Regions from separate parts of the Mus musculus genome. Here region 2 is linked to region 1. A link is a loop called in an ENCODE intact Hi-C map of the cell type or tissue named here. Cell type or tissue: heart. All regions are shown on one strand.

Region 1 (8,000 bases):
CCTGCTTTTATATTATTATTAAAACCTGGGTACTCTTTGCCATATCTTAAAAATAAATGAATGGTTGGTGCTATGAAACTTTCTTACTTTTTAATATCCTTTTTTTCTATTAAAGACTGTTTATATGGGAGGATAAATTCTATTTTAAAGGTTATGTGTATTTTTTCTAGACGTGAACTATTTATAATTCCTTCTGTACAGAAGCCTACAGACCAGGCAGACTAGAGCTATGTTTAGGATTTGTGTGGTTACCTTAGAACACTTGTATCTTTATAGAGTATTGTATGACCAGTGTTATTGTATTTGTGCAATTTGTTGTATTTGGATTTCATTACCTTAAATTCAAGCTGCGTGTAAAGTATCCTCCTTGTCTTTAGAAAAAATTCTTTTGTTTCATTTCATTTTGGAATAAAGGTCTTATCACAATTACACCCTATAAGAGCAGAAAAGAACTTTGTTCAGGGAGAGGTTGGTCCCGTGATTATTATAATTATGTCTCACGCTTGCTCTGTGGAGAGGTTTCCCTGAAAGAATAAATAAGCCAACCCTCTTGCTACTGTAATAGTAATTCGAACAATTGTTAAGATCCACACTTCAGACAAGCGAGTAATGGGCAAAGCATCCTTGTCTCCCCAAGGAGTTAACCAGCTAGAAATGAGGGGGAGGGGTGGGGGAGAATGAGCCTGAGGCAGCTATGGACCGATCTCTGCAAAGGAATTACAAGAAAGTCATTTATGCCTCTTTCAAACCTGCTCTGCTGGCAGGGTAGGGACATAAATGATCACATCCCAGCTGAGAGACCACTTCCCCTCGGGAGACCTCACAGGAGAGGGGTGATGCTTAGCCACGGGTTTCCACCGAATCTCCCAAATCCCAAATCAGGGGTGGGGGTGGGTGGAAATGCGCGGGGGTTGTGGGCGGGGGCACCAAGAGCTGCGACTGCCTGCTCTGTGCACAGCACAGTCTTCCACAAAGCTCCACCAGGAAGGCAAAATAACACCGTGGTGTCCCGGGAATACGCAAGGTGGGTCACTTAGAATTGTCAGAAAGGGGAGTAGTGGAGGAGGGAGGCAGCCTATGGCCAATTGGCCATGCTTTAGCGCTGTAAGGAGTGTATACCCATAGCTGGTGGCTTGGGGGAGCAGTCAGACCCATTTGCTTTTCAGTGAGAGCACAGATCCGGGTGTCCACTCCCCAGGTAGCTTTATTTCTGGGCTAGGAGACCGAGGCTGAGTCAATGCATCCCCCTGCGGTGCATGCAAGCAGGTGAGGAGATGGTGGTTGGGCTAAGCGAGCTAGCTGCGGTAGGGTCACCATCGTACTCGCAGGCATTCTGCTGGAAGACCCAGGTGGCCAGTGAGGTGGGTTTCTCTCAGGAAGAGGCGCGGCTGCGTCGGACACCCCAGGGAACTCGCTGCTCCGCAACTTTGCCAGGTGCTCAGAAACAGCCCTTCGCTTTATCCAGGGCAGTCACCCAGAGGGCCAGGGGGCAGCGAGTGATAGAAGACGCCGGGCTGGGTGGGCGAGACCCAATTGCAAGGGTACTGTTAGCACCGAAAGGGAACATAACACCTGGAAGGGAAGGGTACCGCAGCCTAGCACTCGGGTCTCCGAGTTCGCATAGGACAGGTCCTGATGGCACCTGCTGCGCCCTAGTCACCTCCTTATTCCTAACCTCTGTCAACACTACTCCCGAACCCAGCAGGCGCTCCTTTCCAAGGAACTAGAGGAGGTAGGCTAAAAGGGTGGCAGAAAGGGGTGGGGACAGTAGAGAGACAGTCCCAGCCTTCCCCGCCCTCCACCCCCACCACAACTCAGCAGCCGTCACGTGGTACCCGGAGTGGGAGGGGTGGGGGCAGAAGAGGCGAGACTTTTTTGGGTGCTCCGGATCGCCAGTAGTTCTTCAAGCCTCAGCAGCCAACTCCTCCGGAGGCGCTGCGCTCCGCCCCAGGGAGCGCGAATCCAAGGAGCCTGGGACCAGCCTCTGGGAGCCCCCGGCGCGGGCGATGCGGGCGCCGCGGGCGACACCTGCGGCTCCTCTCGGTGGCAGCCGTCGCTTGGGCGGCAGCAGCGCGAGCCTCGGCAGCCTCGGCAGCTACTGTCGCCGCGGCCAGAACAGCCTCCGCTGCGGTCGTGGTCTCTGATGCTCTTGCCCGCTCCCGGCCCTGCCGATCCGGGAGGATGTGGGTTCTCGGCATCGCAGCAACTTTTTGCGGATTGTTCTGGCTTCCAGGTAAGAAGATGAAGAGGCCAGCTGCCTGGCCAGACACGCTCCTGCTATCTCGCCAAGCGTCCCTGCTCTCAGCCCCAGTGCGCCCAGCTGTGGTCCGCGCTGCGCTGGGGCTACCCAGCGGGAGTTTGGTGCTGGAAACTGAGACCAAAGGCGCTAGACTGGGACGCTCTCCAAGTCCCGCGCTGCAGGAGAGCCGAGAGCGGCAGATTGGCGCGACTCTTGGCTGCAGCTGCGTGGGGTACACAGTCGGGGATACAGAGCTGGGATTGGGGAGGGTCCTTGAGTTGGGCGAGACAGGAAAAGGAGCGACAAGCCTCCAACCTAGTCAAGTTACCCAGTGTTTGTGGCCACCCAAGGGAGCGGCGACGCTGACAGGTGAGCGACTCGCCGGACAATCCTCTGCTGGGGGCGGGGGAGCAGCCCTTCCGGACTGAGTGAGCTAGCTGTGCTCTTCCTGCGATCGGTAGGGTGTTAGGAAGGGGCATGCGGCCCAAAGAGAAGCTCCCAGATCAGAGGAGAGCAACCAGGAAAATATGGTAAGTAACTGCTCCTGATCGCGGACTCTAAGCTATCAGAATTTTTTTCCAACAGCCATGTTTTTCAAAAAAAGGGGTCACAAGACAGGTCTAAAAGGGCTGCATTGTGGTGGTCCCTAAGCAGACGCGCACATCCAACGCAGGCACTCTCTCATTACATCCTCTCCAACCCTCAGCAGCAGCTGCCCCTGTCGCTGATCACAAGAAGGGAGCCTGAGCTGGAGGACTGAGCAGGGATACTTAGCATCCAGCACCTCCCCCCCCCCCCAGGTTGCAGGGTGGTCTCCAGGAAGCATCAGAGCCTCAGCCCATGAACGCTGACTTAAAAGATTAAATAAATAAAACCGAAAACGCGTCAGCCAATGCAATTATGAACGGTGCCAAAATAGTAATTAACCAATTTGTAGCCAATTAGTAATTAGGCTCAGACAGGAGCTCAAGCTTGTACCCCACTACTTTGATCTGGGATTTGAACTCTCACCGGTCTCTTTGCAACTTCTTGCGGAAAGGCCGGAGGGGTGTTATAGGAGCTGTTTGTGTCTAGAGAAGAAATGTAGGGTCTCTGGCAGGGCTTTATCCTCCTAGACCCTGGGAACTGATGCCGCCGCCCCCTGCTGGCTTCAGGCACCTCCAGCCTTCCTGAACATCAGGATGCAGAGCCCAGAAGCCCTTGTTGTCTGGGGCAGTACACGGTGATACCGGCCAGCCAGGATGTGCTCTGTGCAAGCCAGATCTTAACCAGTGTTTCTGAACCCCACCGCATCTGTCCCACAGGGCTGGCGCTGCAAATTCAGTGCTACCAGTGTGAAGAATTCCAGCTGAACAACGATTGCTCATCCCCTGAGTTCATCGTAAATTGCACCGTGAACGTTCAAGACATGTGTCAGAAAGAAGTGATGGAGCAAAGTGCTGGTAAGATACTCTTTCCCCCTCCGACCCCCTTGGAAGGCTGGGAAAGGAGGGTATTAAATTACAGGAAAAGATCCTGACTGATGTAACACACATGCTACTGTGTGTTACACATGCACTTGGGCACACACACACACACACACACACACACACACACACATACATATACACTCACTGGTTAGCACAGATGTACTTTTTACAGTTCTGGGGAAATGAAGAGTTGGAAGTTACTTTAAACTCATTAGGGTTAATTGCCAGGGCTTCTTCCCAGGGGACTCCTGAGAAGTTATTATAAATCAGTAGCTTTCCTTTATTTTTATCTTTATTTTTTATTTACACCTTTCACCTTCCTGGACTAAAAAGCTGATGGGGCAGTGAAAACAATATATGGATAACTGCCCCGGCTCTAGCAGCTCGACAGTAGCCTGTGAGCAATGTCAGACTGAAATATGAAGCTACTTGAAGTTCCCAGAGGTCAGAACTTGAAAAATGTGTTTTGTCATAGCGCCACACCATATTTCTTTGAAGAACGCTATAGGATCTTTATTTAATTTTAGAACTAATGCATCAAATTCCAAGCACAAATTGCCAAGATCTTCCACAGGAAGGATACCCCCACCCCCACCCCATACCCTAGCTATTTAGCTACTAGCTAGCCAAGTCAAGAGACTGTATGTCGTACAGCTGAAGAAGGGAGTTAGCTGGAACCGACTTCACTCTAGCTAGTAAGTCTTGAAAGGTAGAATCCCACCCACTCAGGAGTTAAAATTAAAAACTCACCCCAAAGTGGCACCAGACATTTGAGAAAATAAATGAGCTGCTGCTTCAATTCCAAGGTCAAATAGAGACTTGGCTATTTAAAGGTTGCTGAAAGCAAGGGAAATACCATCTTGGGGATGAATGACATTGGGTGAGTCTTATTACTTTTTAGTCCAACAAGGTGCCCATGGAGCTCCACAGCTCATTAGAGCAATCGAGTCCCCTTAACTCCCTGGCAGAACAACAATGGATAGAAGCTAGCACTGAAGACAGAACCATGGAGAAGCAACTTCTCCTGGTTAGGGAATGGAAGTATATTGTTGTTAACTTCTTAGTTGCTTAAGGAACCTATCTGACAGCTCTCTATAGGACTGAGCAATGATGTGAGGGTGTGTGTGTATTCTTTTTTCATGTGTATGTGTGTGTGATATGCATGTATGTATGCAAACATGTTCATAGTTGTTGGTACATGAGTATATATAGGTACCTGTTATGTGTACATGATATTCATGCCAGTATAAGATGCACCTTTGCATGTGTAGAGACAAGAGGTTGATATCCATATCTTCCTTGCTCATATATATTGAGGCAGAGTCTTTTACTTGAACCCGGAGAACTCACCAATTCTAACTAGACAACTTGGTCCAAAAAAATCTCAGATCTCTGCCTCCAAGGCTGAGCTTACAAGCAGGCATCGCCTCATCAATCCTGCTGACATTTACATGTGTGCTTGGCATCCAGACTCTAGTCCTCACACTTACCTGGAAGCACTTCCCCCGCCGGGCTATCTCTCCAGACCCTTTGTATGTGGCTGTTCTTTGTAGTACATTATTGGCTGGAGTGTATTAAAAAAAAAATGCTATTCTGGGAAGTCTAAGATGTAACTGCTCTCAAACATAATGTATCCTCCAAAACCTAGTGAGCATTGTTGGAGCATCTGCTACTCCTGTTGTTTAATGCAGGAGGACAACACAAAACTTAGTGATAATACTGTAACCAAGATGGATGTGAATGGTTTTGATGAGTGATTTTCTTTGCACTGTATTTTAACTGAGCCAAACATCTTCTGGCCTTCCAATATCTTCCATGAAATAGGCTTGAGGCAGACATGATGGAAGGTATTAGCATGCCTTCAGAACTTCCTCAGAATCCTCAAGGCCACCGCTCACCTGGAGGCTGGGCTTCACAACCAGGGCTGTGATCAAGGAAAGGAGTTACTCGGCAGAACACTTCCAAGAAACACTGCTTTTTGTCCATGTGTTCATCCAAGATGACAGCCACACACTCCCTTTTCGTCTTGCTGTAGCCTCTTCTCCAAACTATACTGTAGAAAAGACCTCATAACTTCCACATTACCCACAGAAAGCATCCAGACAGGCAATCCTGAAGCAAGTCTTTGGTTTAGGTTGCTTGTTTTCTAGTGACACATGTCACTAGAAAGGTGTCGATGGCCACAGGTTAGAGGACATAAGCCACAGGTCAAAAGGTGAGGAAAAACTATCACACAGCAATGCCAACCTTTTTTCCTTCTTTTGGTGAGAACGAGAGAGAGAGAGACAGAGAGAGACAGAGAGAGACAGAGAGAGACAGAGAGAGGAAATGTATGTGATATATATCTATATCTATATCTATATCATCTATATCTATATCTATCTATATCTATATCTATATCTGCATGTGTGTATATACACAACATGGATACATATGCAAAGGTGCACACACTCAAGCAGGAGCAGGTGGGGGCCAGGGAGGCATCCAGCTCTCTCTCCCCATTTCCCTTTAAGACATGGATTCTCACTGATTCTGGCCAGCAGCAAGCCCCAGAGATCCTCTTGTCTCCTCTATCCTCCATAGTGTTGTGGCCATACCTAACTTTTTTTTTTTAACATGGATGAATGCTGGGATTCTTCATGATTGTTCTGCAAACGCTTTTATTCACTATTCTCTAGTATTTACAATGGACTGACCACCTAGGCAAAACTGGCTATCTTCAGTCTGTGTCCATGACCTCTGCTTGCAACAACTGCAGCTGTGCAGTGCCTGCTTGTGACACTGGGCATCTGTACTCACCAGCCACCTAGGAACGCCAGGATCAAGTAAATGGCCACTCTAACTCACTTGCTAAATAGCCCAAACTGAGTTTTAGTTTCATCCTTTGTATAAACTTCTAAAAGCTACATTTATTTATTTGAGGTGGGGGTGGTGATTGCACACATAGCACAGCTTACATGTGGAGGTCAGAGGTCAGAGGACAACTTTCAAGAACTGGTTTTCCATCATTCTCCATTCCATCATTCTCCATTCCATCATTTTCCCCTGGGAATGTGGGTCCAGGACATAACCTTAACCTTGGTATCAAAACAAACAAACAAACAAACAAACAAACCAGAAGCAATTAATGAATCCAAAGGGAAAACCAGTTAAGAGGTGTTTCTTAGTTTCTCTTTGTTTGTTTCCTGTTGCTGTAACAAAGTAGTCTAACAAAAGGAACTTCATGGCGAGTTTAGTTTTAGCTCAAAGTTCAAGGCTCTGTCAAGAAGGACATAGTCCCAGCAGCAGGAGCCTGAGGGAACCGGTATTATCACACGAACTCAGGAACAAAGTAAGGCTGCAAGCTCCAGTGTCCATAGCCCCTCTCCTGTAAGACTCCAGTCAGAGAACAGCCGTGCACATGACAAAGGTGAGTCTGCCCATGTAAAGTAAGGCAAAGATAATTCCCGCACAGACATGCCCTTTTTCTCCTGGTGTCAAGTTGGCAACACTAACCATCATACTAGCTGTAAATAGATGCAAGGCAAATGTGCTCACTGTTGATCGTGGTGGTTTTGTTTGCTTGTTTGGTTGTTTGGTCACTTGGTTGAGTTCTTTTTACTTTGTTTCGTTATTCATTTTGTTTTCTTGGGTTTTGGGTTTATTTGATTTGGTTTTGGTGTTTTGCTTTGTTTCGTTTTTGTTTTTCCACAGCAGAAAGCAATGTCCTGGGACTGAAATCTTGAAGACATCTCATATTAAATTTCGTGTAATTGCTATAGACCAGTCAGCTTGATTTTTTTTTTAACCAACAAGGATGGAGAGGAAGTTTGGTTGCTAAGTGACCACAATATAATAAAATCCTGGCAGCATGAGCTAACTTTCACTGTATGCACTATCTGGCTCATCCCTTAGCACTAGCCTCATAGTATCTCATGAAATGTAATAGCTCTATTCATAATGACCAATTATGAGCCTATACTTCAACCAGCTGACTCCGGTTCCACTCTTTGTCAACTTCACCCTCAAGAAAGAACATAGTGCCTGTTAGGTGGTGCCGACAGGAATCAAAGCCAAACTGGTTCAGAATGTAGCCTGTGCTGAGATTCTTGGTGCAGCAGAGCTGAAAATGCCCGTCTTTCCTAAGAGCATCTAGGTATCTTCCTGAAGTTCTGCTGAATGTGATAGCCCTCTTCCCCTTGAGGATGCTTATTCTGTGTATCCCTGTTCTGTGAGGCCATGAGTCTTGTCTCAGCTCTCCGAGAGGCTCTGGGATGCTCCCCACTGAATTGCTAATTTGGAGCATCCTTTGT
Region 2 (8,000 bases), 500 kb before region 1:
CCCCGAGGCCAGAGAAGGACGTCGGACATCTCCATCTATCATTCTCTATCCTGTCCCCTTGAGATGGGGTCTCTCTCACTGAATCTGGAGATAGGCTTGTGGCTTGCAAGCTTAAGCAATCCTCCTTTCTCCTCCTGAAACAGTAGTGGGGTTACAGGTGTATGCACAGGCATGGCTATACCCCTGCCCAGCATTTGACACTAGGAGCTTGTGATTTGAACACAGGTCCCTGTGCCTGGGTAATAAGTGGTCCTACCCAACTGAGTCTGTAGCCCATGTAGTCTATGAACATTTTGGCCACTGTTCTATAATAAATTCAGATTATAGACCCTTTGTACTGCAGTTCTTTATCAGAGGCCATCACCCTTAGTTCCATGTTGACATGGTCGGTCTGCCCCATTTACAGTAGTTCTCTGGCCCCATCAATGGATACCCTTAGAAGTTGTCCACCAGACTTGAGTACTAGACTGGACTACATGTCTTATGAAAGAGTGCAGAGAATATTTCCCCCATTTCAGAACCTTTGTTCTATATTTGTCAATCTTCATAACATTTAATCTCTCCATACCATTAGCATTCACCTACCTCTGGACAATGGTAAACAACCTGAGTTGGAACAGAACCCCATGTGCCAAATCTCTTCTCATCATTTCTTCCTGCACAGGCGCTTTACTTCCCAGTTCTCCCTTGCCACCTTGATATACTGAGTCAATAAGGATATTTTTATTAAAGTAGATAGAAGCTAAGTAGAGATTTCTGGAAGGCTGAAGGATAGGAGTTTTAGAGCCTGGGTAAGCAAGGCCCAAGAACAGGGTGGAAGCCTAGAAGACCCAAGATAAGTGCTGAGCATGGGTATTTTATTTGAAGGAGAAATGAGAGATGGAACCGATCACATCAAAACAAGTTTTGGGACCTTACTCTATGGTATCTATACTATTTCATATCAAAAATACAAAACCGTGTCTTCCTGGCTCCCAATTATTATCCAATTGAATAATCAACCCAGAGCAGTTAAGGAAGCGAGTCAGGTGCCCAGAAGTAGGTATTGCATCAAGGATCGCAAGTCTCCCAGGTCAGCATTGGATTGAGACTTCAGGGCTTCCTCCCACTATCTGCCCTCTTCTGGTGACCAGTTTTAGTGTTTGACAGTTGAAACAAGGCAACAATTTGAAGGAAGAACTTAAAAAAAAAACAAAAAAAAAAAAAAAAAAAAAACCTTGTGCTTGTGCATATAGGTGTGTGTTCACATGGGTCTGTGCGTTCATGTACCTGTATAGATGTGTGTTAACATGGGTCTGTGTGCTCATGTCCCTGTATAGGTGTTCACATTTGAAGGCAGGAGGTCAATGTCACATGTTGCTCCTCATGTGCTATTCACTTTATCTTTTCAGACAGCATGTCTTACTGGGCCAGACCTCACTGAATAGGCTAGGCTAGCTTGCCAGTGAACCCCAGGAATTGCAAGCACATCCTCACTAAATCCTACCACACATGACATTATTTTTTTTTAAGAATGAACTTGAGAAATTGTGCATGTGATCTCCCAGCCCCAAATATATATATATATTGCATTGCACACAACACTCAGTTGGACTCCTTAGGTTTTGAAGTTAGCACACTACAGATGTTTGAGAAGGATCATGTATAAATGATGGAGAGATCCGTCTCTGCTTCCAAAAGAAACTTTCCTTGTTTCTCCATAGTGGCGTTCTAACAAAGAGCCCTTTGAAAATCAACTTCTTGTGTGTGTGTGTGCGTGCGTGTGTTGGGGGGCGGTTGGAATCTCTGTCCTATCCTGCTGAGCCTCACTTCTTTTGCTTCTGTCTCCTTAGCCCAGTTGGAGCTTAAGGAAAGGTTCACCTGATGCGCACGTTTCTTCTTAACTGAGACAGGCTCATATTTAAGGTTCTTAAGTTTTGAGAGAATCCAAACTTATAAAACAGATAAATTACCTTGTCTAGAAATACCAGAAAAAGGTTTTTCGTCAGATTACAAGGCTGAGTGCAAACAATAGGTGATTTGAATTGGAATTCATCTGATGTAACACTGCTTGACAGAGAAAATAGAAGTTAAAGCTAAAAGGTTCAGGCAACTGAGAAAAGAAAGGGGAAGTTCCTTTGAAACCAGAATGCATGTCAATACGAAAGTGGAAGGCATCCGAATAAACAATAACCAGAGAGAAGCTCTGGTCCACTGCTTGCGGTCGGTCTTAAGAATATGTTCGATATCACTGTAAAAGTCCCCAAGAGAAGCCATGCACCTGAGAGCTTCATGTGAAGTGTTTGTCGCATGTGTTTGTATGTGTACAGGTGCTCTTGTGTATTCATAGGTGCACAGAGGTCAGCCTCAGCTCTCATTCCTCAGGTGCCATCCACCTTGTGTTTGAGACAGGGTCTTCCATTGGCCTGGTGCTCACTAGGAAAGCTACACTGGCTGGCCACATGCAGTGAGTCCCTGGGATCTGCCTGTCTGTCTGCCCAACATTGGGATTATAAACCTACCATCATGACCAGTTTTTATTTTAAATGTATGTTCTTGGGAGTAAAGTCAAGTCCTCATGCTTGCACAACAAATACTTTACCCACTGAGCTGTCCCCTCAGCCTGCAAAAGGTTTTAATCAGAAGTTTTATCACAGTCAAAATATAAGGTTGTCCTTAAGTAGTTTTGATCTGTAACCTTTCATGGTAATGAGGTCTAATTGTTAGGTTTTCCAAGATGCTCAAGGACCCCATCAAGTTAAATGTTTTTCCTTGGCTTCCTATGGGGCTTCTCCATTGCTTCTTGTAATGGGGAAGCCAAGAAATCTTGGATTCCTGTGAAGCCAGATAGAGTTTGGAGCCTTCAGTAAACATGACTTGGACTCTATATTCTGCTGTGTGTACAAACAGAGGTAGTAGAGTTCAAACACATACATGTACACACACACACACACACACACACACTAGCTATCCTGGCAGGAATGGGGCTGCTCTAAAACTGAACTGATGTCCATCTCTGTGGCTGTCAGAGTCCTGAAATTCAACCCCAAGGAACTGGATTATCCTCAGGAGGGGATGTTATGGAGTTATGGCAGCTTGTTAGAACCCCTTGTAGGAGAGACGAGCTGAGACAGTGCAACGTCAGTCATGGATGGGACCACATCTTGACTAGGATTGCTTAGCTGTGCAAACCTCTCAAACTCGTATTCTCTATGTATGTGTCTGTGTATGTATTATTTGCATCATTTACATGTGTTTATTTTTATATGTGTTTTAACCGCATGCATGTAAGGGCAATGTATGGTATGCCTGGTACCAAGGAGGCTGAAAGAGGGCATTGGATTCCCTGCAACTGGAGTTGTGATGGTTATGAGCCAAAATGGGTACTGGGAAACCAACCCCAGGCTTCTGAAAGAACAGTACTGCTCTTAGCCACTGAGCCATCTCTACAGCCCTGCACCCTGTGTTTAAACCTAGACCTTAAGTCAGGACTCCAGAGATGGACTCAGGAGGCCACTGGATCTCTTTGTTCTCCTTTTCCTAGGCCACACTTTGCAATGCTTCTATTCTGCTTTTCACTATGAACTGTGTGTTTAGCTGTATTGGGTATTGGGGTCAGGGGAACCTGTCAGGACTCAGAAGCAATTCTGATTTCAATTCATTAACCCTCCCACAGCCCCCTGAAAAGTTTCACAGCAAGTCTTTGAGCTTCACTTGGAGCAATAGACCTTTAATTCCTCCTTGGTATTAAAAGTGTTCATTGGATTTCTTTCCTCCCTCCCTCCCTCCCTCCCTCCCTCCCTCCCTCCCTCCCTCCCTCCCTCCCTCCCTCCTTCCCTCCCTCCCTCCCTCCCTCTTTCCTTCCCTCTTTCCCTCCCTCTCTCCTTCTCATCCCTCTTTTGCTTGAAGCTCCTTGAAACCTGGTATTCATGAAACAAAAAACAAAACAACAACTAAAACCAAACAAAACCAAGAACCAATGGTGTGGTGGACCATTTTCACACATTGTGTTCCCTCAGTAGAGATGGAGCTGTTATATGGTGGACTTCTCTGATATTTGTCCCCCCCACCCCCATGGTTGTGTAAATGTCACTCTGGTTCTCAACTGCCCTCACATTGTTTTTGTTGTGTGTTCTTTCTCTTGTAACCCCTCCCACCCCCACCCCGAGTTTGAGTGTACACATGCACATCTCAGGAGCTGGGATCACAGGCACCTGGTCACCACAGTGCCTTTTTGTTTCTGTTTCTGTTTTAAGCGTAGAATCCAGGGATGAAACTCAGGTCCTTGTGTTTGCACTGCCTGTACTTTCCCTTACTCACTGTGTCCCCAGTGTTCTGACTGTCATTGGTTAACCGCCATCGGGCCATGGCAGGAAGCCATTCCCTCACACAGCAAACATTACCATGGCTATTCCATGGCTTCTGCTGTTGAGACAAACACTTGCTTTACAGCCTCGTGGTTATTCTAATTATAGGAAATAATTTAAGGGTAGTCACACATGGCTCCAAAAGTTCTTACTTTCCTAGTGTCTGTCTAAGGCTATCTATCTTGAAGATATAAAGAGTAGAATGGAATATTTCTTAAATAAAAAGAGGACCACAGAAGTAAATTTAGTGCTTCCTTCAGAATAAGAATAACGTATATGTGATAGAGGCTACAATCTTGAGGATGTTAAAGAGAAATTTAGGATCTCTATAGATGACTTTTATTTTTATTTTCCTTTAAGATATATGTATGTCTCCTTTTTGTTGTTTGTTCTGTCTCTTGTGTCTAGTTCCCTGTGTTTCAATATACCCATGCACACTGCACAGGCATGCAAAACCAGAGGACAGATTTGGACACACACACACACACACACACACACACACACACACACACACACAGGCTTGTTGGTAAAGGGGTTGTCAGTACAAGGATGAAGACCTCAGAACCCATATTTAAACAACCAGACATGGTATCAGTGCTTATGAACCTAACCATGGTGAGGGTGAAACAGGACAGCTAGTCTAGCAAAATCAGTGAGCCCCGCATCAAAGCAAGAGGCCTTGTCATAACAAATTAGTTAAATTAAATTAAGAATAAGCTACATAGTAAGTTAAAATAAATTAGTTCATTTAAACTAAAAAATAAATTTGTTTAAACAAAAAAGAAGTCATGAATTTGAAGGAGAATAGGAGGTAGGGAAGGGTGTATGGATCAGAGAGCCTGGAGGAAGGGATGTGAAGGAAAGGGAGAAATGTTGTAATTAAATTATAATCTCCAAAAATAGCAGACATTTATGGTGGTCATTGCCTCACACACACCACATATAACTAACTAACTAAATAAATAAATAAATAAGTAACAAGTGACTGTTGAGTGTTCACCATTAAGTAGGGCACCCATGCCACCACCACCCCTAAACGCTAAGAGAATATCTCAGAAGTGGGGGTGGGGGTGGTGGTAAGCGCTAATGGGCAGGGAGGAGAGCCATGACCAGTTGTCTGTGGGCATGACTTGGCTGTAGTACTCACACAATTGAAATTTCTGCCAAGTACCTGCACAAGACAGAGTCTGTAAACATTCAGTTATCATTACAGATAGGCAAGGAGCTCATTGGGCATTGTACTCATAAGGGAGCTAAAGGCAGTCAAGGGCGAGAGAGCAGTCTGTGTCGTTATCTGTGTGGACAATGGTGACTTACTCAAGCTCCAGTAGACAGCTGCACACCTAGGCTTATAAGCGTGGTCCTTGTTAAACCCCATAGTCCACAAAATAAAAACCAAATCAAGACAAGAAGACATGGAAATGGGACGGACACTTGGTGGAAGGAAGATAGCGGAGATTGGACGGATGAATGTGATCAGAATGTATTCTAAATATGTATGAAAGTATCAAAGAATCAAATAACTAAATAAGATGCTGTAGCTTAATATACTGTGTTTATACTTCTGCTTTCAATACAGCAATTCCTTTTCAACCTACAAGACTATAGCTCTTGTAAATGTGGGTACAGTGCTTAAAAAACTCAAAATGTTTTCCTGTGCAGATCTTTAATCTAAAACTCGGCACTTTATGTGAATTTGAGATTCAGTAATTAAGTGAGTCTTAAAGAAATTAAAAACTCTCCATGAACAGTATTTCTTGGCTATGATAGAAATGACCTAACCACTTTCAAAATATCTCTTTCTGGCCCCTTTCTCACTGTGTGTGTTTGTCTGTGTGGTATATACAGGTGTGCCCCCGAGGGAGGGTGTCTTAGTCAGGGTTTCTATTCCTGCACAAACATCATGACTAAGAAACAAGTTGGGGAGGAAAGGGTTTATTCGGCTTACACTTCCATACTGCTGTTCATCACCAAGGAAGTCAGGACTGGAACTCAAGCAGGTCAGGGAGCAGGAGCTGATGCAGAGACCATGGAGGGATGTTCCTTACTGGCTTGCTTCCCCTGGCTTGCTCATCCTGCTCTCTTATAGAACCAAGACTACCAGCCCAGAGATGGTCCCACCCACAAGGGGCCTTTTCCCCCATGATCACTAATTGAGAAAATGCCTTACAGTTGGATCTCATGGAGGCATTTCCTCAACTGAAGCTCCTTTCTCCGTGATAACTCCAGCAGTGTCAAGTTGACACAAAACTAGCCAGTACAGAGGGTATGCCCGTCTTGTGTGTGAGTGTATATGGAGGCTGGAGATTGATGACAGGTTGTTTCCTCAACCACTTTCCACATTATTCTTCTAGATGAGGTCTTTGAGCATGGAGTTCATGGATACAGCTAACCTAGCAGTCAACATGCCCAAGGGCTCCATCTGTCTTTTTAACTAACTCAGCCATGCGGCTTTCCCAGTGCTGGAGTTACAGATCTGAGCCACAGCACACTGGATGTTTATGTTTATGGGTGGTGGGATCTGAACTCAGGTCCTCAGGCTTGTGCTGCAAGCGCTTTTACTGAGTGAGCCATCTTTCCTAACCTCACATCTGTTCTTGTAGGACATCCTTTCTGAAGAAATCGCTGGTTAAAATGAGGCCATGACTGCTGCGTGGCATGGTAGAGAAGGTTTTTATAGTGGATCTGAGGGAGAGTTCACAGAGGCATCTGGAAGAGGCCAGAGAGGGAGAGAAACTGGTAGACTAAGCATGGCCAAGAGAATGGGTCAGAACAGGAGAGGAGGTGCTGGGGTGGGGGCCACAAGAAAAAAGACCAAGAAAGAGAGGGGGAAGAGAGAGTGGGCATACAGTCCAAGAGCAAAGAGGACCAGGAGAGAGAAAGGGGGGGGAAGGAAGGGAGAGGGAAGGGGGAGGGAGGGAGAGGGAGGTGGAGGGAGAGGGAGATTGAGAGAAGAAGGAGGAGGAAGAGAAGGAGGAGCAGGAGGTGGAGGAGGAGGAGAGAAGAGAGAAGAGAGAAGAGAGAACAAACAGCAGTGGGGTGCATGGCCAAAATGTCAGGTTCTACAGGAATGAGAAGCTGGAAACTTTAGGGTAGGGGTCTGGGTGAGAAGGGCTGAGAGCCTAGAGGCCAGCATATGCTTTGGTGTGCTAATAGGCAGGCAGTTAGCCACTTGTCCCCAGTTTCTTCTGCACATGTGGGGGTAGAAAGCACACATATTTCCAAGTTGTGGAAGATAGGGTACAGGCTCTAAGGGTGAACTGTGAAAGAGGGAAGAAAGCGAGACCAAAAAGGATCAGGGATAACCTTGAGCCAAACTGCCACTTAGGGAAGAGAGGGACAAACACGAAGCCTCCTGGACCTAAACTTGTATTTCAACGTCTTACAGGAAGTTAGAAAACCTTATGTCTGCAGTTCATTGTCACTCAAAGGACAAGTTTAAGCACAGCTCTGAGTGGTAACAAATGGTTTGCCAGCTGAGGCATGGCTGACCCACACTTCTGACATCCGGACACTAGGTGGCGCATGTCTATCTTTGTATCTAAGGCAAATCTTACCATAACTGGCAAGAATTTCACCTTGTAGGATGAAGATAGTCTTTGCCAAAGCTGATGGGCAGATTGGGAAGAAGCTAAAGATTATGCTAGGAGTGTG

The links. A loop is a pair of places that touch in the nucleus more often than their neighbours do. Peaks named below come from ENCODE experiments on the same cell type or tissue, not always from the same donor. Only the 100,000 strongest peaks of a DNase experiment are listed, where the experiment ranks them.
Region 2: a loop joins it to region 1, with 2.2 times the contacts of the local background. A loop is called at or near these places in 2 of 42 quality-filtered maps.

What each region holds. Positions count from the first base shown.
Region 1 is chr1:125,906,072-125,914,071 of GRCm38, reverse strand. Lypd1 (Ly6/Plaur domain containing 1) reads left to right here and starts at 1,858. Exons shown (of 3, transcript NM_145100.4): 1 at 1,858-2,233; 2 at 3,544-3,681. The coding sequence starts at 2,182. It overlaps Nckap5 (NCK-associated protein 5), which reads left to right. Exons shown (of 17, transcript NM_001081756.1): 17 at 1-436. In heart, a CTCF peak has its summit at 3,387 (motif pointing left); a DNase peak (open chromatin) is centred at 1,791; H3K4me3 peaks cover 2,644 bases; H3K27me3 peaks cover 3,661 bases.
Region 2 is chr1:126,407,950-126,415,949 of GRCm38, reverse strand. All of the region lies in intron 4 of Nckap5 (NCK-associated protein 5), which reads left to right. Among named protein-coding and RNA genes, the nearest start is that of Gm35562, 370 kb to the right of the region's middle. In heart, a CTCF peak has its summit at 7,855 (motif pointing right); a DNase peak (open chromatin) is centred at 4,339.